2 separate regions of the Homo sapiens genome follow, and region 2 is linked to region 1. Evidence: read pairs that join two places in POLR2A ChIA-PET (ENCODE). Cell type or tissue: CD4-positive, alpha-beta T cell. All regions are shown on one strand. Links, peaks and the distances in the headings refer to the core of each region. The heading gives the core; the rest is flanking DNA. Region 1 overlaps TNRC6B (trinucleotide repeat containing adaptor 6B). Region 2 overlaps TNRC6B (trinucleotide repeat containing adaptor 6B).

Region 1 (12,292 bases), core at 2,703-7,702:
GGTTTCTTCGCTGAAGGACTTTTCTCAGCTAGAAACCAGTCAGAAAGGAAGGGCCACCATATAACCCAACTCTCTTAGTTATCTCATTGGAATAGTGTAGAAGTGCTCCAGTGAGTTGGGCCTCCAGAAAGGAGGGAGTTCCGCTTATTTTTAACTAGACTGATATGTGTTTGAATGAGAAGTTACAGGTGAGTAATGTTTATTTTGGTGTCCCTGTAATGGTTTTTACTTTCTCCCTTTCTTCCTTTTCTATCTCACTGGGTAATTGAGTCACATTTCCTCATCTGTCAAAGAAAGGATTGAGCAGATCCAGGACAAGGAAGGGTGCTAGGCTCACTCTTGGACGGCAGAGAAATCACATCATAATGTTTTATAAATACAACTGATAACTATTCATAAGGCTGCATTTTTACTCAGGTGCCTTTCAAGATGGAGCTCAGATTATAAAGTTTGAGAATAAATTTGGTAAACCCAATCGCAAAGAAGAGTACTTGAAATAAATGTTATGTTGCCTATATCTTTGGTTCACAAAAAAGAATGTAGGACTTTTCCTAATATTTGATGACATTGAACCCTTTCCGTTTATAGAGTTCTTCAAACTGTACAGGTGCCCATGAGTCAATCTGAGTAATTGCCCCAAGCCTTCTAAGATAAGGAACTTCTCAGTTACAAAATTCTGTTATTCCATCGAACACAGCCTGTGATTCTTCTGAGGGATCTAAAAGACCAGAACTGTTTCTTACTTGCATTTTCTTATGTTAACAAAAAGCCTTACTGCTGCTTTTCTGTTTACAGGGCGGTAGTCATGGTTTGTTTGGAAACAGCACAGCACAATCGAGAGGTCTGCACACACCCGTGCAGCCACTAAATTCTTCTCCCAGTCTCCGGGCGCAAGTGCCTCCCCAGTTTATTTCCCCCCAGGTAAGCAATTTTACGTTCCTGTGATTCAAAATGAAAGACCATTTCACATCATTACCAGTTGTTAACTGATTTTTGTGGGCATAAAAAGAATGATAGTAAGTAGCATAAAATATGAAAAAGCCATCTTTTCTTGACCTTTTGGCTAAGATCAAGTAGAGTAAAATATGAAATATCTAGCTGCCAAAGATGAAGACTTTTAGAACAAAATCTCAAATCTCATTTTTTATTTCATCATGCATACCAACAAAGTAGATATTTTTGCATGAAAAGCTTATTATTCTATTCCTTTTAGATCTCCTATTTTTCTAACTATATTTTTTGAAACTGCATATAATTAAAACTGCTTTATAAGTTCTGATGTGTCAATGTTCAGAGGCTGGTTGCCCTCAAGGATTCACCCAAAGATAAAAAGAGAATTCAGCCTGGCACAGTGGCTCATGCCTGTAATCCCAGCACTTTGGGAGGCCAAGGTGCTTGAGGCCAGGATCACTTGAGTCCCGGAGTTTGAGACCAGCCTGGCCAACATGGCGAAACCCTGTTTCTGCCAAAAAACACAAATTAGCCAGGCATAAAGAACAAAACAAAAATTAGCTGGGCATGGTGGCACATGCCTGTAATCCTAGCTACTCAAGAGGCTGAGACAGTAGAATCGCTTGTACCCAGGAGGCAGAGGTTACAGTGAACCGAGATGATGCCACTGCACTCCAGCCTGGGTTATAGAGCGAGACTCCATTTCAAAAAAAAAAATAGAAAATGAGAATTGCCAGATTCTGGATTATTCTGAAAATGTTGAGGAGCTGTATGCCAACATAGCAATTAGGTGCTCTAGGGGGAGTTTTAGAACTAATGAAGTAGCAGAGACTCCTGGATTCAACTCTTATTCATGAGCAGCTCTGTGTACGACATAGTCCATTGGATACCATGGGAACCATTTAGGTCTGTCCCTTAGTAGGAGATGTGCAAAGAGATGGTGCTTTGTTTTGGGGATAAAGGTGAGAGATTTGTGTTAGTCTACCACATACTTTCCCTGTTCCCCTTTGTGAGAAAGCAGGCGTGAGGATAGAGTAATAGCTGATAAGCTCATGCAAGGATTCAGTGTGTGGCCTTAGTCCCTCCTTAGAATGTTATTTTAATAAACCAAGCTTTGAGTCTGTTTCATCCTTAAAAGAAGATGGGAGCGCTTATTAGATCCAACCAGCAGGTTGTAAAGGTTCAGTTTTTGTTGTTTTTGTGTTTTTATTTATTTTTATTTTTTGGAGGTAGAGTCTCACTCTGTCACCCAGGCTGGAGTGCAGTGGTGTGATCCATAGCTCATGGCAAGCTCAAACTCTTGGGCTCAAGCAGTCCTCCCTCCTCAGCCTCCAAGTAGCTGGGGACTACAGATGCACACCACCAAGCTTGGCTGGTTTTAAGTATTGTGTAGAGGTGGAGTCATGCTATGTTGCCCAGGCTGGTCTCAAGCTCCTTGACTCCAGCAGTCCTTCCACCTCAGCCTCCCAAAGCACTGGGATGACAGGCATGAACCACCGTGCCCAGCCTGTTTTGTTTTTTGAAATGCCCTTTAAGACCAGGGCTTAAAATATTTATTTGAAAAGATCAACTATAGATTTCAAATTCTAGTTTTAATGTTCTGAGTCTGTATCTTTCTTAGTGGGGGAGGTCAGGTTTCTCCACACCCCTTCCTTGCCTCCCCGTCATCACCACCAACTGCCTCTCCAAGGTCTTGCCTGGGAGTCTGGGACTGTGTCCCCTTGGCACCTCTCCTCTTCTTTCCCTCTAAGTTCCAGTCATCCTTCAAGCCCCAGGTAGAGGTTTGTCCTTTAGACAGAGCCATTTCTGACTTCCCTGGCACTCTACAATGGCAGTGTCTTCTTAAGTCTTGGAGCATACACATACTTTACAGTATCCTTTGGTATCAGGCTGACAGTCATCCATGGTTATCAAATATCTGTAGCATGTTAGATAATGTCTTCATCGTGCACAGATGGAGAAAATGCCATCTCTCTCTCTGCAGCCTCTTGGAGTTGGTGGCAGAGGGGTGGGTTGAGGTGAGGAGGAGGTGATAGCAGAATTCCCAGCAGATAGTGTGATAAATGTATAGAAATGTTTAACAGAGTTTGGGTAATCGGCTGAGCCTTCACACTAGCAGTGACGTCTGAGTCTTAAAGAATGAGTCAGAATTTTCTGAGCACACCAGATTAAAAGTGCCTTCTAAGCAGCAGGAGCCTCATGTGCAAGGGGCAATAATATCTAGAAGAACATAGCATTTGGGGGAAAGGCAGTTACTCTGAATAATTAGTTAGAGCTTGTTGAAACGTACACACAAATGCACACACACTGTCTTAGAATAGAAAAGAAAGGAACTAGACAAGAAGTATGGGACCAAATTTGGAAAAGGTGTTTGCTTTGCTTAGGATTTGGGACTTGGCCCTATGGGCCAATCCTTTTCAACGTGGTTTACAACCATTATTTGGGTTGCTACTTAAAGACACAGTTCCCAGGTCTCCAGTCTTCTGTGACAGGTGGCTTTGGGACTTAGTCACCCCCGTGTGATCTTTATGTGCACTTACAGTTTGGCCACTGCTGTAGACAATATACTATTAAAGATTTTTCAGCTGAGTAGTGATGTAGGAAAATTTAAGGTTTAGAAGATGCTGGGTGCAGTGGCTCACACCTGCAATCCCAGCCCTTTGGGAGGCTGAGGCAGGCAGATTGCTTCAGCCCAGGAGTTTGAGACCAGCCTGGACCACATAGTAAAACCCCATCTCTACAAATTTTTTTTTTTTTTTTGAGTTGGAGTCTCACTCTGTTGCCCAGGCTGGAGTGCAGTGGCACAATCTCTGCTCACTGCAACCTCCGCCTCCCAAGTTCAAGTGATTCTCCTGCCTCAGCCTCCCGAGTAGCTGGGACTACAGGAGTGTGCCACTATGCCTGGCTAATTTTTGTATTTTTAGTAGAGACGGCATTTCACTATGTTGGCCAGGCTGGTCTCGAACTCCTGACCTCCTGATCCACCCGCCCTGGCCTCCCAAAATGCTGGGATTACAGGCGTGAGCCACTGTGCCCAGCTTTTTTTTTTTTTTTTTTTTGAGGCAGAGTCTCTCTCTCACTCAGCTCACTGCAACCTCCACCTCCTGGGTTCAAGTGATTCTTGTGCCTCAGCCTCCTGAGTAGCTAGGATTACAAGCATGCGCCACCACGCCTGGCTAATTTTTGTATTTTTAGTAGAGATGGGGTTTCACCATGTTGGCCAAGCTGGTCTGGGACTCTTGACCTCAAGTGATCCACCCCACCTTGACCTCCCAAAGTGCTGGGATTACAGGCGTGAGCCACCGCGCCCAGCCTACAAAAAATTTTTTTTAATGATCCAGGCATGGTGGTGTGTACCTTTAGTCCCAGCTGCTCAGGAGGCTGAGGTGGGAGGATAGATTGAGTCTGGGAGGCGAGGCTGCAGTGAACCACGATCAAGCCACTGCACTCCAGCCTGGGCAACAGAGCAAGACCCCGTCTCAAAAAAGAAAAAAAGAGGAAGGGAGGGAGGGAACAAACAAACACTGGAAGTAATATAGAGGACATGTTTGAATGGCAGGAGTACTAGAGCAAAAGAGTGCAGTTGCAGGACTAGTACAGGAGTCTAGGTAAGGCAGCGACAGTGGGAATTAACCTTCTTGTGGAAGTCACCTCTGATCTTTTCCTTGCATAATATGATGATCTGTTCTCTAGTCTCTTCTTACTCAGTGTATCAGCAGCATTTGACAGAGTTCCCCTCCTTTCTGAAGCACTTCCTGTGTTTGGCTTTTGGACACCTACTACACTGGTTCTCCATCTGCCTCTCCTTCTCCATCTCCTTTACGAGTTCCTCCTCAAGTTCTCAATACATATTCAGCAGAATGTCCCAGATCTCAACCTTCGAACCTCTCCTCACCATCTGTAGTCAGTGCCAGGTGATCTTACCAAGTGGAATGACTTTAAGCACTGAATTCCAAAATTGTGTCTTCAGCCCACATCATTTTTCCTCAACTCCACAGACTACTCATAGGTTGCCTTACAGGTTAACATGTTCAAAACACAGCTTCTGATCTCACCCCACACTGCCCTCAAAAACATCCCCTTAACTCCCAGCAAATGGCACTCTCATCCTATAGGAGTTCAGGCCAAAAACCTTGGAGCTCGTGACCATGTTCATTGCATCAGTAAGACTGCCCTTCAAACCTTTATCCAAAAGCGGATCCTTTTTTACCACTTTCAACAGCACAGGCCCTGGCCAAGCCACCGCCGTTTCTGTCTAGGTTATTGCAGTGACTTCCTGCCTGTTCCCCACCCTGCCTCGGCTCAACATTTGCCTGTCTCACGTCTGAGTCAGACTGATTCTCTGACACCGCACTGTCCAGTGTGATAGCCGTCAGCCACATCAGCCCTTGAAATGTGGCCGCTGGACTGGAAGCACTGAATTTTAAATTTTATTTTAATTAACTTAAATAGCCACGTCTGGTTCATAGTCACTGTGCAGACAGCACAGACGTAGAACGTGTCGGCGTTGCAGGAAGTTCTGCACAGCACTGTGCTAAAACAAAAGGCAGGTTGTGTTACTCTTTCAGCGGGAATCCCCTCGTGGCTGGTTCTCTCGCTGAGAATGCAAGGCAAAAGCAAAGTCTTTACTCTGGTCTTTGAGGTTCCTGGTGATCCCACCTCCCCACAAGTACAGGTCACTGTCCCATACCTTCATGCTGCTCCAGCCAAGTGGCCCCCACACACCAAGCATACGCTTAGAACATCCTTCCCAGATGGCAGCATGGCTCAGTCTTTATCTCCTTCAGCTCTCTGCTTCTCTGCCACCTTCCCTAGGAGCTTTCTCAGGGCAGCTACGTACAGTGTGCAGCCTGCCCTGTCACTCCCCCACCCCCCGACCCGCTTGCTCCTTGTCTTTTCTCCCTCTCTGCCCCGCGCCTAGGAGTATAATAAGCTTCACAGTGGCAGGGTCTGGGCCTGCTGTGTTCACTGCTGGAGCCTGAGCAGGGCATGTATTTTGAGCTCGGTGACTATATATCAAGTCATGGGAAGATGCATATCAGAGTGATTTCAAAAGTGGAATTGTTGGGAAAGTTGCAGTTAACTTTGTGTGAGAGACTTGGGTACTACAGATCTCTTTATGACCAAAGTGTCTGCTCTACCCAAAAAAGAAAATTACTTGTGTTCCCTCCATTTTTGAATTTTGTTTTATTTATTTAATGCATACTGGGAGCAGAATATTAAATATTGGATTATTCTGTCTTTTCCCAACATTTCTGTATTTCTAAAAAATGAAGCAGTTGGGTAACTCTGAAGAAAGAAAAGGCCAGGCACGGTGGTTTACTCCTATAATCCCAGCACTTTGGGAGACCAAGATGGGCAGATTGCTTGAGCCCAGGAGTTCAAGACCAGCCTGGGCAATATGGCAAAACCTGTCTCTAACAGAAATACAAAAAATTAGCCGGGCATGGTGGTGCATGCTGTAGTCCCAGCTACTTGGGAGGCTGAGGTGAGAGGATGACCTGAGCCCAGGAGGTTGAGGCTGCAGTGAGCCATGGTGACACCGCTGCAATCCAGCCTGGGTGACAGTGATATCCTGTCTTAAAAAAAAAAATGAAAAAGACAAGATAACCACACACAGTTTGGATAGCGGAGAAACAAATTCTTAAAGAAACCTCCAACCCAAATACAATGACAGGAATTATTTTTACTAATTCCCTATTCAGACACTATTCATATACAGGGATGCTTTTCACATTATTGCACTCAGGGTCACTAGAACCTGATGTTAACATTGTGTCCTTGAATTTTCTGCTGTTGCTATGTAGCATTCACGGTGATCATAATGATGTTTCATCAGGTAGATTTACCTTGATTTACTTAACATTCCCTTCCCCCACTGTTGAGTATTAAATTGTTTTTAATTTTTCCCTGTTACAAATAATGCTGCAGAGAAATCCTTATACATAAACCCTTGCCCACATTTTTTCTAAATTTAGTTGCCCAAAATGAAATTTCTGGGTCAAAGCACATTAATATTTTAAAAGGTTTTGATAAATACCAGATTTTATATTCCTTTTGACCACATTATAGGGGCAATCAGTAGTTAATGTAAACATAGAAGATACTGAGGCCGGGCTCAGTGGCCCATGCCTGTAATCCCAGCACTTTGGGAGGCCAAGGCAGGTGGATCACCTGAGATCAGGAGTTTGGGACCAGCCTGGCCAACATGCTGAAACCCCATTTCTACTAAAAATACAAAAACTTAACTGGGTGTGGTGGCAGGCGTCTGTAGTCCCAGCTGCTCAGGAGGCTGAGGTAGGAGAATGGCATGAACCCTGGAGGCGGAGCTTGCAGTGAGCCGAGATCGTGCCACTGCGCTCCAGCTTGGGCGACAGAGCAAGACTCCGTCTCAAAAAAAAAGCCAGGCATGGTGGCGCACACCCGTCTGTCGTCCCAACTGCTCAGGAGGCTGAGGCAGGAGAATCGCTTGAACCCAGGAGGTGGAGGTTGCAGTGAGCTGAGATTGTGCCACTGCACTCTAGCCTGGGCGACAGAGTGAGACTCCATCTCAAAAAAAAAAAAAAAAAGGATGACACTGAAACTTCTAAGATTTGTTACAAATATTCCGGGCCTTGGGTTTCTACCATGCCTGTTTCCTCCAGTTACTCAAATACAATATTGAGAAAGTAACATATTCCAGCAGGCTTTTGTCCTGACTTTAAATTGCTGTCATTTTGCACCTGCAGTGCTTTGTTAAATGCCATATCGATTGCAACAAGATCTTTACTTTCTCCAATCCAGCAGGAGATTGAAGGGCTTTTAAACCAGAATAATTAACTCCCTGAAATGGAGAATGTGCAGACCTGCACCACCGTGATTCCTCTGCAGCCCAGGCGGGCGTGAGCAGGTGTTTGCCTGGAGCCTAGTGGCGCTTTTCCCTGGTCCTTCTGTATTCTTTGGAGAGGGGCAGTACATTTGCAATCCTAAGAAAGGAGAAGTTGAGCACGGCTGGGATAGGAATTTCTCAAAAATTACACTTTTATTGTCTCTAAAATTGTCAGTTTATGGAACATACGAGCTGGTGGCTTCTAAAGATCACTTTCCTATGCTTTTCTTTATATTCTTTCTGCATGTGTCTCTCTGTCTTTAAACAATCTGTTGTTTTCATTTTGCCTTTTTTGCACTTAACCCATATAGTATAGAGCCTCCTTCTTTTGTTGTGCTATTTTTACTTGTATTATTTCAAATATATTCCCATGTGGATTTGGGCAGCTATGGTTCATATGATATTCCATTATATGACTATACCATAATTTACCTATTCTACTACCAGGTCTACTGTTCATAGACATTTGGATTGCTTCTAGATGTTTGTTGTTATGAGCAGTGCTGCTATAATATCCTTTTCTTTTTTTTTTTTTTTTTTTTTTTGAGGCAGAGTCTCCCTCTGTTGCCCAGGCTGGAATGCAGTGGCGTGATCGCAGCTTACTGCAACTCTGCCCCCGGGTTCAAGCAATTCTCCTGCCTCAGCCTCCTAAGTAGTTGGAACTACAGCTGCCAGCCACCATGCCTGGCTAATTTTTGTATTTTTAGTAGAGACAGGATTTCACATGTTGGCCAGTCTGGTCTCGAACTCCTGGCCTCACGTGATCTGCCCACCTTGGCCTCCCAAAATGCTGGAGTTACAGGCATGAGCCACCGTGCCTGGCCTGCTATAATATTCTCATGTTTGTCTCCCAGGATGAATTTCTCGATGGTACTGCTGGGTCACGGGCAGGTTTTACTTTGGTGGTTTCTTTAGCTAATTTTGAGTAGTAGGAATGCCTGAGGGCGGGGGCGGAGGGGGGTAGGGGAATGGTGGGGAATAATGGGTTCTTGCCCTGTTACTGTGTCTCCCATGCTTGCTCCTTGTCTGCCCTGCCCCTAGGAGTGTAATAAGCTTCACAGCAGCAGGGTCTGGGCCTGCTGTGTTCACTGCTGGAGCCTGAGCATCAATAGCTGTGCCGCACATGTATTTTGAGCGCAGTTAATATATATTAAGTCATGGGAAGATGCATATCAGAATGATTTCAAAGGTAGAATTGTTGGGAAAGTGCAGTTAACTTTGTGTGAGAGACTTGGGTGCTGCAGATCTCTTTATGACCAAAGTGTCTGCTCTACCTAGAAAAAAAAAAAAAGGCCAGGCACAGTGGCTCACACTTGTACTTCCAGCACTTTGGGAGGCTGAGACAGGCACTTGAGCCTAGGAGTTCGAGACAAGCCTGGGCAAAATGGCAAAACCCCATCTCTACAAAAAAAAAAAAAAAAAAAAAATACAAAAATTAGCCAGGCATGGTGGTGCATGCCTGTAGTCTCAGTTATTTGGGAGGCTGAGTTGGGAAAATCACTTGAGCCCAAGAAGCCGAAACTGCAGTGAGCCATGATCGTGCCACTGCACTCCAGTCTGGACAATAGAGTGAGACCCTGTCTCAAAAAATCAATCAGTCAATCAGTCAATCAATCAATCAATCAACCTGAGCTCAGTTCTGGAGGCTTTTCAGTCTGAAATCACCACTGTCTGCCTCCATCATCATCCGATGTTCTCCCGTATGTGTCTCTATCTTCACATGGCTTTTTCTTCTCTGTCTCAAAATTTCCCTCTTCATATGAGGACACCAGTTAATGGATTAGGGCCCACCCTAATTCAGTATGACTTCGTCTTAAACTTGAGTGCATCTACAAAGACTCTATTTCCAAATGAGATCACCTTCTGAGGTTCCCAGTGGGCATGAATTTATGGGCAACACTATGTTACCAAATACAGTCGCTAACTGAGATGAATTTAGGATTCACACTGAAGGTGGTACATAAGATTTTATGGATCCTTGAGGTATGGTGGGATAAGAATCCGGTTTGGAACATGGTTTCAATAGCACAGAATATATCTATACTCACCCTCCTTTCCCCCAGACTCAAATTATAGTGAGTTTGAAATTATTATATCAGAGACAGTAAGTTAAGTCACACTGGTGACATTTTGTGTGAATTCAGAGCAGAGATGAAGAGGAGTTGTTATCTGGGGGAAATTGTGGAGGACGTGTTCCTCATGCTCGCCCTAAAACTGGTGCAGAGGCAGCATGCCCTGTAGTGGTGTGCTCACTTGGTGCTCACGTGTGCTTGGAGTACACCTATTAAAATAGAAAGTCAAACAGATTTTTAAATTGGTTGGTAACACTCAGCATCTCTTAGAGGATAGAGAGGAAGCAGCTGGGGGGAACTATTACTTGAAATTAGAGTACTTTCCAAAATGACAGAGTTGATGGGTGGAGTGAAAGTGACAGATCTTGAGAGAAAATGAGCTGATGAGCCTAGTACAGGAAACCTGAACTTGGTCAAATGTTTATAGACTAGAAGAGTGTCAAAGAAAAGATGGGCCAAGCATGGTGGCTCACGCCTGTAATCCTAGCATTTCGGGAGTCCGAGGTGGGTGGATCACTTGAGGTCAGGAGTTCAAGACCAGCCTGACCAACATGGTGAAACCCCGTCTCTATTAAAAAATACAAAAAGGTAAGCGTGGTGGCGGGCACCCGTAATCCCAGTTACTCAGGAGGCTGAGGCAGGAGAATCGCTTGAGCCCGAGAGGTGGAGATTGCAGTGAGCTGAGGTCATGCCATTGCACTCCAGCCTGGGCAACAGAGTGAGACTCCATTTCCAAAAAAAAAAAAAAAAAGAAAGAAAGAAAAGATAGGCATGTAGTCTTGAGAATGTAGCAGAGATGGTGGTTCAAAAGTATTAGGAAACTGAGGAATTTAACTCTGACCGTGATGCCAAAGAATGATGAAATGAGAAGATGCAATGGAGATGGGGAAGCTTTCTGATTAACTTAGTTTATAATGGGACATTTTCAGAAGATGGATAGTAAGGGTAAAAGCAAGCATGAATAAAACACAGAGAAAGCTGAGACTTGCAAAAAAAAATGAGGTAGATTAAAAGAACCTTTAGAGTTTGGTTTGATGCAGTTTGGTGACTAGGAAAGGAATCATTGCCTTGGACTAGTTGTGTAATGCCCAGGGTTTACAGAGTGGAGGTAAAAATTTTTGTTGCTTTTGTTTTTTATATTAAGAAGAAGGACGTTCAAACCAAAAGACAGATCCTAGAGCAGAGAAAGAATTTGTGAAGAGAATTGTGGAGCCCTCCCTGTCTGTGATTTTTGAGGAGTGCTGGGAGTCTTCGAGGGGAGTTTAATGACACCCATCTTTCCTGCCCGCATTCTGAATGTTTAAGGCAAAAGAGGAAAACATATTGGGGCCACAGTACCCTCTTTACTACCAACAAAGCAGATAATGGAGAACGTGCGTACTTCCTAATACCGAATTCCAGCCTTAACCCAGAGTCACCGTAATGGGGCAGTCCTCTCTCCAGGTTTGCTTCCAAGAAGGAGAAAGAGGCCTTAAGGGCCTTAAGTTCTATGATAAAATAAAGGTGGATGTCCTCTGTGTGGAGCCTCAGATCAGAAATGGGAAAGAAGCACCCCTCCACTATAAGAAATTGAGGAGAATGGTGAATTTTTTTTTTTTTTTTTTTTTTTGAGACAGAGTTTCGCTCTGTCGCCCAGGCTAGAGTGCAGTGGCGTGATCTTGGCTCACTGCAAGCTCCGCCTCCCGGGTTCATGCCATTCTCCTGCCTCAGTCTCCCGAGTAGCTGGGACTACAGGCGCCCGCCATCACTCCCGGCTAATTTTTTTGTATTTTTAGTAGAGACGGGGTTTCACCGTGTTAGCCAGGATGGTTGCGATCTCCTCACCTCGTGACCCACCTGCCTCGGCTTCCCAAAGTGCTGGGATTACAGGCGTGAGCCACCGCGCCCGGCCTTTTTTTTTTTTTCCTTATGGTGTTTCTCTCTGGTGTCCAGGCTGGAGTGCAGTGGCACGATCTTTGCTTGCTGCAACCTCCGCCACCTGGGTTCAAGCGATTCTCGTGCCTCAGCTTCCTGAGTAGCTGGGATTACAGGCGCTTGCCACCATGCCTAGCTAATTTTTGTATTTTTAGTAGAGAGAGGGTTTTGCCATGTTGGCCAAGCTGGTCTCAAACTCCTGGCCTCAAGTGATCTCCGCCCGACTTGGCCTCCCAAAGTGCTTGGGATTACAGGTGTCAGCCACCATGTCCAGCCTGGGGAAATTTTTAAAATGATTTCTGAAAGGAGAAATAAGGAAAAAGTAGCTAGAAGACTAATGAACTTGGTCCCAATTCCAGGAAAGAATCTAGATTATCAAGAAGATTGCTTTTGAGTACGTATGGCAGTAATCAATAATCATAGTTTGCTAACAAGTTTTCATACATTCCCTTCATTGATTGGTAGAAATACTGGCATAGAAGAACAA
Region 2 (12,292 bases), core at 3,442-8,441, 87 kb before region 1:
GGAGGTCTTTGGGAGCATCCCTGGCTGGCTGCTGAAAGGTGTTTTTCTTGTTTTTTTTTGAGACAGAGTCTCACACTGTTGCCCCTCGCTGGAGCGCAGCACATGGCTTGATCTCAGCTCACTGCAACCTCCACCTCCCGGGTTCAAGCGATTCTCCTGCTTTTCAGCCTCCCAAGTAGCTGGGATTACAGGTGCCTGCTACCACACCCAGGCTGATTTTTTGTATTTTTAGTAGAGACGGGGTTTCACTATGTTGGCCAGGCTGTTCTCAAACTCCTGACCTCATGATCTACCCCCCTCGGCCTCCCAAAGTGCTGAGATTACAAGCATGAGCCACCGCACCCAGCCGAAAGGCGTTTTTCTTTTTCTTTTTTTTTTTTTTTGAGACAAGTCTTGTTCTGTTGCCCAGGTTGGAGTGCAGTGGTGCGATTCATAGTTCAGTGCAGCCTCGACCTTCTGGGCTCAAGCTGAGATCCTCCTGTCTCAGCCACGCAAGTAATTGGGACTACAGGCATGAGCCACCGTGCCTGGCTAATTAAAAAAAACTTCTTTTAACAGAGACAGGGTCTCCCTGTGCTGCTCAGGCTGGTCTTGAACTCCTGGGCTCAAGTGATTCTCCCACCTCAGCCTCCCAAAGCGCTGGGATTACAAACATGAGCCACCATGCCTGGCCCATTTTTTCTTTTTAAGCAACATGACAGATTAACTAAAAAAGAAAAATCACTGAATGGTTAAAAAGTTTACTTCAGGTGATTAATTGAAAAACCAATTGATTAATAAAGACATTTTTAAAGGATCTAAACTGTATTGAGTTTAAGTTGTAATTCTTAAAGCATAATCAGAAGGCTTATCAAAGCTATAACGAAGAAAATAGAAGTCATTTGTAATTAGACAATAATTAAAGGCAAGTACATGCCCAGTGATTTTAAAGTGCTTGAAAACAATTAGTTTTCTTAAGTAGGTTAAATATCTGGGTTACAAGCTTGTTTACACTATTAATTTACTTAGCAAACCTGTTCTTCATAGATGATGCAAAGTTGAATTTTAGTTTGGCCGTCTGAATTATTACAAGTTCTAACTTAACAGATATTCTTTAAAAAATACATTTTTACATTAATTCTTTTTAATTTTAAAAGCATTCTTCTTTTCTCTCTCTTTTCCTTCCTGAACAGTTCAGTCCTAGAGGCTATTAAGTGGGCTCAGCAAGGTGTTGGCCTGGCCAGGGGTATCAGAGCCTGAGTAGGATGAGGAGGGAGGGTCTGGTGTGCTGTGTCAGAGCCCAGGAGAGGTGAGAAGGGCATCCATTGCTTCTGGGATGCCCTTCCTGTATTGATTGGTTGAATATAGGAGGATTGATGAAATAAGTATGTTCAGGATAATGGCCCCCAGCAGCTCTCACTGTTGAAGAACATTACAGATATTGGAAAGGAGACAGCTAGAATTAACCCTGTGATGCTAGATCGGAATCAGAAGTATTGGTGTGAATGCCTGGATTTTAATAAGGACCGATAAAAATAGCAATAAAATCTTTGCAAAAGGCATGCATGCATGTGTATTTATATGCATATGTGTGTGCACATACATACGCACATCTGTTTCCTAGTTCTGTTGGTAGTAGAGGGGGAGGGTGCCTGGGAACAGCAGTATTCCAATAGCAGTGAGTGTATCAGGTTTCTAGATCTTGGCTTCTATATCCCATTTTCCACTAAAAGGAACCCCAGCTGCTTGGAGAAATGGCTGATTATAGGATTGGAGCAGGAATGTTTAACATGAGCCTGGAACATCTTGGGTTAGAAAGCAAAGAAGTCTTCAAAGAGTGATGAAAACATGCCAAAAGGACCCAGAGTCAGTTTGAAGCGGTTCCCACTGGCCAAATCTGAGTTTATTTCAAAATTTAAGAAGTGATAGTCATGGATTAGAACCTGCTGAGTAAAAAAGAAAACTAAGAGTTCTCACACAGCTTCACCTACTTTGTAAGAAAACCTATGTACGGACTTATCAGTAAATTCAGCATTTGAAGAATGGGTTCTCTAAATTTCAAAGTACTTCTTCAAAAATACTTAATGATTACAAAGGAGAAAAAGAGCAACTTTCCAATGGAGAGGCCTGGCAGATGCCACCTTAACCAGGTAATCCCAGCAGTGGAACAAATTGAAATCATGCCACCTGCTAGGATGCAAAGAGAACACACCATTCCCTCTGCAGTGTTCCTGCCAAGGCACATGACCTCAATCTAATTATGAGGAAATGATAGGCAAACCTGGTTGGAGTGACATTCTACAAAATAACTGGCCTGTAATCCTCAAAAATTTCAGGGTCATGAAAGTCAAAGCAAGACCAAAGAATGATTCTAAACCGAAGGAGACTAAAGAGACATGTCAACTAAATGCAATATGTGATTCTGACCTCGATCTTTTTACTATAAAGGCTATTGCTGGGACAGGTGACGAAGCTTACATGGGGCTTGAGGATTTAATGATAGAAATGTATCAGCGTTAATGTTCTGATTTTGATGGTTGTATTATGGTTATGTAGGACTGTGGTTTGGTTTTTGTTGTTGTTGTTTTTCTTTTGAGACAGAGTCTGGCTCTGTCGCCCAGGCTGGAGTGCTGCAGTGGCACGATCTCAGCTCACTGCAACCTCCGCCTTCTGGGTTCAAACGATTCTCATGATGCCTCATCCTCCCTACTAGCTGGGATTAAGGCATGTGCCACCATACCCGACTAATTTTTGTATTTTTAATAGAGATTGGGTTTCACCATGTTGGCCAGGCTGGTCTTGAACTCCTGACTTCAAGTGATCCGCCCGACTCGGCCTCTCAAAGTGCTGGGTTTACAGGTGTGAGCCACAGTCCCTGGCCTAGTGATTTGGTTTTGTTTTTTGGGAAAACACATACTAAAGTATTCAGGGTGACAGGGCCTCAAGTTGACAACTTCCCCTCAATGGTTCTGGGGAGAGACAGTTCTTGGTACTATTCTTGCAAATTTACATAAGTTTGAGATTGTTTCAAAATTTTAAAATAATTTAAAAAGTAATATTCTTTTTTTTTTTTTTTTTTTTTTTTGAGACAAGAGCTTCACTCTTGTTGCTCAAGCTGAAGTACAGTGGCATGATCTCGGCTCACTACAACCTCTGCCTGCCGGGTTCAAGCGTTTCTCCTGCCTCAGCCTCCCGAGTAGCTGGGATTACAGGCGTGCACCCCCACGCCCAGCTAATTTTTTGTATTTTTAGTAGAGACGGGGTGTCATCATGTTAGCCAGGCTGGTCTCTAACTCCTGACCTCAGGTGATCTGCCCGCCTCGGCCTCCCAAAGTGCTGGGATTACAGGCGTGAGCCACCGCGCCCGGCTAAAAAGTAATATTCTTGCCTAAAATTTAAATCATGAGAAGTACATAAAATTAAATGTTCCCTATTTCTTATTTTAGCCTCCCCTTTTAAGCATTTTATTTATGTATGTATGAATGTATATGTAATATATGTTGTAGGTCATATTGAGTATTTATGATATGCTAGGCACAGGCACACTGTATTCCTGGGAATTACAATGGTCATCAGTCAAAACCCCTGCCACTAGAGCTGCATGGCCTTGTGTTATTTGGAGAAGCCATCATTTCTTTAAGTTCCCTCTCATGAGAGGCAGTGGAATGTGATGGTGGTGGGAGCTCAAGCTCTATATTCGTATCCCAGCCCTGCCAGCAACTGTGCTGAAATCTTACTCAACTTCACTGTGCCTCCGCCTCCTTATCTGCAGGCTGGAGATGTGTCTCATCCCCATTTAACAGAGCTGTTGTGAGCATCACACGTGGTGATACACGTAGGGTGCTATACTTGTGGGTGGCACATGGCAAGCACCTGGTAAATGGTAGCTCCCACTGAGGGACGTTTAGGTTATCATTCGTACTTTTATAAATCTAAAAATTGCCTTGTATACATTTTTGCACACTTACACTTTAGAATCTTTAAAAAAAATTTGGCTACCTTTCTGTTGTGAAGTTTTGCTTTTAGTGGCTTTGTTAGAGTGCTGTGAAAAACTAGATGGAGAATAGGGAACATGTCTCTGAAAGTCTGTGCCATATAGGGCTGGAACTTGAGCAGTATGAGATAAATACTGGCTTATTTTCAGATTTTTCTCTGCTCAAGGGTTGGCCTACTAAAGTTGTTTTTATGTGGTGTTTGGTGCATTTTCTTTTTCTTTTTCTTTTTTGTTTTTTTTTTGAGACAGGGTCTCACTCTGTCACCCAGGCTGTAGTGCAGTGGCATGATCATGGCTCACTGCAGCCTCGACCTCCTGGACTCAAGTGATCTTCCCACTTCAGCCTCCTGAGTAGCTGGGACTACAGGCGTACTCTACTACACCTGGCTAATTTTTTATTTTTTGAAGAGACAGGGTCTCGCTGTGTTGCCCAGGCTGGTGGGACTCAAGCGATCCTCCCACCTCGGCCTCTTGAGTAGCTGGGATTAGAGTTGTGAGCCACCACACCCAGCCTCCATTTTCAAATACAGGTTGAGAATCCCGAATCTGAAAATCCAAAATGCTCTACAACCCAAAATGCTCCAAAATCTGAAACTTTTTGAGCACCAGCACGATACTGAGAGTGCTCATTGGAGTATTTCGGATTTCAGATTTTCAGATTCAGGATGCTCAACCAGTAAATTTCATGCAACTATTTCAGAATCCGAAAAAGTTTGAAACACTTCTGTTCCCAGACATTTCAATAAGGAATACTCAATTTGTAATACCATTTTAGAATAGTTAGGCGAGCTTTGCTCAGGTTTGAAAGGGTCACGTAATGTTAATCACTAGGAAATACTTTTGTCTCAAGTAGTGTAAGCCAAGAAAATACTGTCTTGAGAACTTTGCCTGATGAGCTTTGAATGTCAGAGAAAGGAATAATATTAATTCCTACTTCTAGTTGAGTTAAAGTCATTTAATTTGATGTTTTGTTTCTGTATACCCTGCTTGAAAAACCAGAATAGGCTTTTAAAACCTCTAAATGTGTATGTGTTGTTGTTGTTTTTTTGTTTTTTTTTTTTTTGCCTTTGGCAGACCTGTTTTGCAAATGACCAACTTTCTATATGAGTTTTTAACAAGAATGTTGCCACTTGTTACTTTTCACATTTGAAAGAATCAAATAACTTATTTTTAGGGTATTATAATTACAAATAGATTGTGGTTTTCTGCAGTCAGTGGAGGAATGTAAATAAACCATTGCTGCTGTAACTATATATAAACGCATGTAGGACAGGAGATGTGCTTGAAAACTGTGAAGCAAAAAGGAGTCCATCTTTCAGAAAGAGACAACCCTTTTCTTTAAGATAAATCCGATTTATGTGTTGTCTTAAGATAACGAATGACTTGTTTCTCAGTTTTGAAATACATAGCCCACAGTGTTGGATCAACACCTTCATAGCTTCACGAAGACCAAAATATTTCCTCTGTGTCCCTGGCCACAGGGATCCCTAGTCCTTGAAGGTGTATCAGAGGAGTCCATGTGTCGAGTGCCTGCTGGAAGAGGGCCAGGAGTAGACTGCGTGGAGGGGATAACTGCAGGTGGAAGGAGCTCTGCTCTTGACCGTTTACCTCAGAGTCTGCACTACTGGGTATCTCCAAAGTTACAGCTTGTCAGCATTGCTTCCATCCGTCTTATTTCCACACATTTTGTCTTTTCTTGCTAGCCCTTTCCTTCTCGCCCAGGTTTTCACTAATGTTTGATCTAACACACTGAATTTAGTGAGGAGGACTTCAGGCCATTGTCTTAGACTATGATAAGGCCAAGTTCTGTGTTGAATGGGCTTCAGCCTTGCAGGTTGCATTAGCTCAGTAGCAGGTTTCAAAAAATGCTGGCCACTGATCATCAGCCTGTCTTGTTGAGTATAGTAGAGAGAAGTAGTTATTGGTGATCACATGTTGGTGAGCAAACTTAACTGGTAGCTCAAAACATATTTTTGGTTCTAAGCTATGGGTGCTTCCCAGCCAGGTGTCAGGACACTCTGCAAAGACCTAATATGTCACAGCATGCCAGGCTTACCCCTGTCCAGGGTCTGGCCCACCCCCTTAATGGATTCCCACCAGGGTTGTTTCTGGTTCTATGACCCACTTTGCTCTTTCCATCATTTCATGTCCTGCCATTTGCCCTTCCGTAACAAAAGTCACCTTCATGAGAGTACTCCTTGCGTCTGCTTTAATCTCTTCCAGGTATGTCATAAAAATGCAAAAATGTACAAATTTTGTACATTTGGGTGCTATTTGGGTGGGGAGATGGAGAGAAGGAAAACTGAAGAAGGTAAAATAGAATTGGGAAAACAGCCTAAAAAACTCTTTGATTACTTTGATAGATACCACTTATGGTAATTCTTTAGTTATAATAAGCTCTGTATTTAAAATGAAGTTTTGAGACCAAGTGTTTTCTTTCCTTATACAGCCTGAGGTTCAGTCATCAGAACAGAATCGTGTGGTGAGGCCTTCTGCTTCTGCCAATTTTGTTTTGTTTTGTTTTCATTTCCTGCCACATGGCAGGTGCTGCTGAGAAGTACCTTCAGGAACCACTGAATATTCTAGCCCCATCTTTCTAAGGGTTCGGTGATGTAGAATGCTAAAAGGGTTCGGGCTGTTAGTCAGAGAGGGAGGAGGGTGTCCAGCATCGGCGTGGGCCTCTAGTTGTTCTTTTATTGCCCTTTATGATGTGTCTATTTTGCTTTTTCTTTCCTCCTTCAGTTTTCCTTCTCTCCATCTCCCCACCCAAATAGCATCACCTTCCTCAGCCCTCTACTTTTCATCCCTATTCGCTTCTTAATAAATAAAAGCGAATCAAAAAGACAGCAAAGAGAAAGGAGAAACATTTTATAATGCAGAGTTTTGAGCAAAATACTTAACTCTGTGTCTTTATATGCCACCACATCTCTTTAATTTTTAGAGGATATGAATATTTTGTCGTTTGTATTTCATAAGCCATCTGTACTGTGTTCAGACTCTGTGGGTTCTTTGTTGTTTAATTATAGGAAAAGGAGGTATAGGGCAGGAACTTTTTACATACTTGTGAATTTTGGTCAGTCCTGTGAAATGTAAGCCTCTGGCATTTATTCACGGACCATTGGGATAAACCAGGCATGTAGGTTCAATTTTTTTTGCCTTTGTTGGGATGCTGTGGCCAGTAGCCAGGGCCAGTCATTCCAGATTCATCCCCTGCCACTCTAGTCCCCAGGGACTAACAGAGTCCAGACAGTGTACATTTTCCTGGCTACGGGCTTGACCTTCTGCTTCCTCTGTCCCACTGCATTCCAAAAATGCTAACAAGTGACTAGCGAGCGTAAATTTTATGTGTTGCAAAAGCAGTTGTGGAACTTGGGTTTCAATGTTTGCACCACTATTTGTAAGCAGGATGTTATCTCTAAATGATACATGTGTAACTGACCCAGGGGGGCTGCCTGGCCTCCTTGATGCTCTTCTGTGAGAATAATTGACTCTGGTAGTGACAGAGCTGCCTGCGGCTACTAAGAAGCTCTGCTGTACTTAGGCCACCTGCCATTGTTCTGTCTCTGCTGCTGCTGCTGCTTTTTCTATTTTTAATAAGTTGCCAATTACTTGGTTTTTATAGTGATACCAACAGTTCACTAAAATGGGCATAGGAAAAATGTAGTTGGTTTCTAACCTTCAATTTCACTTATCCAGTGAAATTAATGACATTAAACACTTTCATCAGTTATTATTGTGAAAGTACAGGTACATTTTTATCTTACTGAACATCATGGTTTAGTTTTTCCATTTTGAAGACAGTATACAACTATGTAGCTAAGAGCAGTTTGCCTAACATATGTTAATTTTCACAATGATAATCTCAGGTGTGTTCCACAGATGTGATCTAATAAATTGATCAACTGTTCCTGACCACTACTGGGCCACACTGGAGTGTGCTGAGTTCCCACCTCATAGTGAAAATTGTCAGGATCTTTTGTCTGTTGCATTCACTGATTACCTCAAGCACTTAGTAGAAGTTTAATAAATATTTGTAGCATTGTAGTAAGCAAACAAATGTAATTAAGTAGATGGTGTTCACAGATTATCCATTAATATAAGGTGAGACCAAAGTTTTGTGCACCAGTACTGAAAAGGGATTACTTGGTATTGGCTAAGGTCAGAAGATTACTGGTATTCTAGATATGCTGATTCTGTGGCTTATAGATTAAGAAAGAATTTAGATATATATTAATGTAATTACTGAAAATCACTAGAATGGTTCACTGTTGGTTTGTCCATAGAAACACTAATCATCATCAACCTAGAAGCTTTGGGATCTAGGTGAAGTCCATTACTGAATCTTGAAAATGAGTCATTAATCTGAAAATTGACAGTTAAGCATTGAGCATTTTTAAGAAAGTAATTGAAAAAATATCTGGAAACTACCACTGCCTAACAGTAATACTAGTTTTATGACATTCTTGGTTTACTGTATTATCTAATTACTTTAAAAATGTAATTGAAAGTGTTGAGTGTTTATCATCTGGAGAGCATTTTATTATAAATTAATCAGAACAGTAGTTTTGAATCCACAAGTGCAGTAAGTTTCAATGCTACTTTGATTGGCAGAACCCACCAAGTGAATTTAGGCAGCCAGAAGGGATTTTGATTATTGGGAAAGTCTTTTTGGGTTCTGAGGTTAAGGTGGATTTTATTCTTCTCATCTGTCATGACGAAGGGGTGATCCACGCAATAGTACTTAAGAAATAATGCAGTAGAGCCACATGCTGGCTTCCGTTTCCAGAGCTGCCTCCTGGGCCTTTACCTCTTTAAGCCTCAGTTTTCTCAACTGTACAGTGAGCTTCATAGAATTTTCCTCAGGAAAGTGAGGTTTACACATTTAGGGAAATGTCCAACACATAATGAGCCCAGAAATATATTTTTTTAATTTTTTATTTTTTGTTTTTTTGAGCATGGACATATTAGATATTAATATAGTTACTAAAATATCTGATTTCTGTATGAGATGCTCATTAAAGAACTTATTGGTGTAAGTATATGATTGGGTACTGTTTCTAAAGATCAGCAAAGTTTTGTCTTTTTTATTTAAACGATTCCCTGCTTAAGAATATAATTTTTAAAAGTATACCATTATAGTACCAAGAGAAAATACTAGAAATGTGGGACCAGACCTGACAAGACCTTCATGGGAGAAAATGTAAAATTATATCAGAAGACATTAAACTAACATCTAAATAGACAGAGCTTTGTCATGTTCATGGTTAAGAAGGCTCAATTATTTTTAAAAATGTCAATTCTTCTTGAATTGGTATATAAATTCAAAGTAATTCCCATAAAAACGCCATGCTTTTTTTCTGAAACTTGATAAGATGATTTTAAAATTTATATGGAAAAGAGAAATGACAGGAACAACAAGTGGGAGGATTTAACCTGCTAGATCCCTTGCCGTAAAGCTGTAGTAACGAAGAGCAGTGTGGTGTAGATGCAGGGGCTGAGGTGGGTCAGCGCGTAAGTGGGAAGCCTAGACAAGACCGCCACGCGTACATGGAATCTTGCTCTGTGGCGGAACTGGCCTGACAGTAGGGAGAGGCGACAGGTGACACTGCAGTTTAGTTGGGGAAATAATGGACTTTTCGACAAGTGCTCTGGGATACTTCATATGGATTGCGTTAGTCTCTTAGGGCCGCCGTAACAAAATACCACAAACTGAATGGCTTAAAACATCGGACGTTTATTCTCTCACAGTTCTGGAGGCTAAAAGTCCAAAATTACTCGACCTCCGAAGGCTCTAGGAAGAATTGCTCCCCATCTCTTCCTAGCCTCTGGTTGCTGGCAGTCCTTCACGTTCATGCCTTAGAGCTGCATCACTTCAGTTTCTGCCTCTGTCTTCACATGAATGTCTTTGCCTTGTAAGGATCAAGTCATACACCACATACAAAAATAAATACCAAATGGATTCAGATAAATATGAAAAAAATTATTTCTAGAAACAAATATGGAAGAATATTTATGACCTTGGAGCAGGGATGATTAAACAGGATAACATGGCTGGGCGCTGTGGCTCACGCCTATAGTTCCAGCACTTTGGGAGGCTGAGGCAGGAGGACTGCCTGAGCTCAGAAGTTCGTGGGCACCTCTACTGTGGTCACACCACTGCACCCCAGCCTGGGCGATGGAGTGAGACCCTGCCTCAAAAAAAAAAAAATATATATATATATATATATATATATGTATAATAAAATAAACGTAACAAGAATGAAAAAGTTGATACATGTTCATTATATCATGATAAGAACTTAAAGTCACCAAATGACATTATGGCCAAAGTGAGAGACAAGCTAGGAGAAGATATTTTCAGTACCTGTGATCAACAGAGGATTTATATCCAGAATACAATGCAGAACTCCTACTAATCAATAAGAAAAAGACCTAGTAGAAGAAAAAAATGCTCAAAAGAAACATAGAAATTTCACAGTAGAGAAAATCCAAATGGCCAATAAATGTGGAGGGGGAAATACAACTTAATTAGTAATCAAGGAAATGCTAGTTAAACCACAATGAGGTCCCATTTTATACTCATAAAATTGGCAAAAATTAAAAGAATTAAGAAAATACCGGCCAGGAGCAGTAGCTCACACCTGTAATCCCAGCACTTTGGGAGGCTGAGGTGGGCAGATCACGAGGTCAGGAGATAGAGACCATCCTGGCTAACACGGTGAAACCCCATCTCTACTAGAAAAATACAAAAAATTAGCCGGGCATGGTGGCGGGCGCCTGTAGTCCCAGCTACTCGGGAGGCTGAGGCAGGAGAATGGCGGGAACCCGGGAGGCGGAGCTTGCAGTGAGCTGAGATGCGCCCGTCTCTCCAGCCTGGGCAATAGAGTGGGACTCCATCTCAAAAAAAAAAAAAAAAAAAAACAAAAAAACAAGAAAAAAACAAGTTTTGGTGTGGTTATGGAATAGCAGGAGCTTTTACTTTTCTGGTGGGAGTGTAAATTGTTGAAACCACTTTGGAAAAGAGTGTAGCAATGTCTAGTAAAGTTGGAAAACATGGACACTCTATGAGCCAGCAGTTTCAGTTGTGGGCTGGTAACCTACCCCACAGAAGAGCTGTATGCATGTACAGGAGGCATGCCCTAAGATGTCTGCAGCAATGTGGCTTGTCCTGGCAAAAATTGGAAACCTTAATGCCCATCAGTAGGCAAATGTATAAATACAGCGTGGTACTCTTTACATTTACATGAATTTTAGGGACATAGCATTGTGTGAGAAAAACAAGTTGCAGAAGAATAAAGTAATAAAATTCCACTTAAGAAACTCAGAAATACAACTGAAATGTTGTTTAGGTTACCAAGCATGGTGTGGTCAATCAAGGGAGTGCTAAGTTAAGGGGAAGTTAACGCTTGTGGAGTAGGGAAAGGTGGGATTATACAGGGGGCTTCTGAGTACCGGAAAGGTTATTCCTTAAGCTGAGTGGAGGGTATATAAAAGTTATTTTGTATGTATTAAATATGTAATAAAAATTTTTCTCCAGAAGTTTTATTATTTTTTAAGAGTGGAAAAATAACACAAATGTCATCTCCATCCAAAAAGTAATTCAGGCACTGAGTACTTATTTTTAAATGCGTTTTGAATTCTTTGCCAATGAGAGATGCCTGAAACACGGAAAGGAAAGACCTAGTGATCCTTGTTTGTCCCATGACATTGGCATTGAGAGGCGTCTGCCTCTGTAGACATGACAGTGTATCTCAAGAGCAGCCTGAAGGAGGTTTTAGTGGCATGTGAAAGCACCGTCAACATTTTTATCAGAGCAACAATATGCCTATCCCCTGTTCATTTTATTATTATTATTATTTTTTGGCAACTAAGTAATTGAGCCAGATGGAAAATGTTTCCCACATTAGGTTCTCTTTCAGCTTTCATGCATGTCAGCCATTTAATTTTGCTGTTCCTAATCTCCTAATGATAAGACTTCAAAATGTGAATAATTGGCTAAGAGAGTCCAATTTATTCTCTAGAACAGAAACTTCTAAAGATAGCTTATACCTGCCCCCTTTCTACCAATATCCATTTAGTTAATGGATAGTAAGAACAAAATAATAAAACCAGCTTTTATTTCTTCCTAGCCTGTCTGAACATGCAGTCATCTGGTTGGTTAGCAGTTGAAAAGGCCCAAACCTTTATCTCACCATAAGAACATGGGCTTGGAAATCAGACAAACAAACCTAGATTCACGCCTCATCTCTGCACTTACTATGAGTAAAAACTCTGTAATTTACTTAAAGGCTCTGAACCTCGGTTCAGGACATGGTGGTA

The links. Peaks named below come from ENCODE experiments on the same cell type or tissue, not always from the same donor. Only the 100,000 strongest peaks of a DNase experiment are listed, where the experiment ranks them.
Region 2: POLR2A ChIA-PET joins it to region 1 with 5 read pairs; 8 of 35 experiments call an interaction of 5 or more read pairs at or near these places.

The regions. Positions count from the first base shown.
Region 1 is chr22:40,284,850-40,297,141 of GRCh38, forward strand. TNRC6B (trinucleotide repeat containing adaptor 6B) reads left to right here. Exons shown (of 23, transcript NM_001162501.2): 12 at 796-921. Among named protein-coding and RNA genes, the nearest start is that of ADSL, 56 kb to the right of the region's middle. In CD4-positive, alpha-beta T cell, for the core only: no CTCF peak of the experiment used is centred there; DNase peaks (open chromatin) are centred at 4,652, 5,252 and 5,502; H3K4me3 peaks cover 269 bases; H3K27ac peaks cover 3,705 bases.
Region 2 is chr22:40,197,239-40,209,530 of GRCh38, forward strand. All of the region lies in intron 1 of TNRC6B (trinucleotide repeat containing adaptor 6B), which reads left to right. Among named protein-coding and RNA genes, the nearest start is that of TNRC6B, 25 kb to the left of the region's middle. In CD4-positive, alpha-beta T cell, for the core only: no CTCF peak of the experiment used is centred there; a DNase peak (open chromatin) is centred at 6,503; H3K27ac peaks cover 1,192 bases.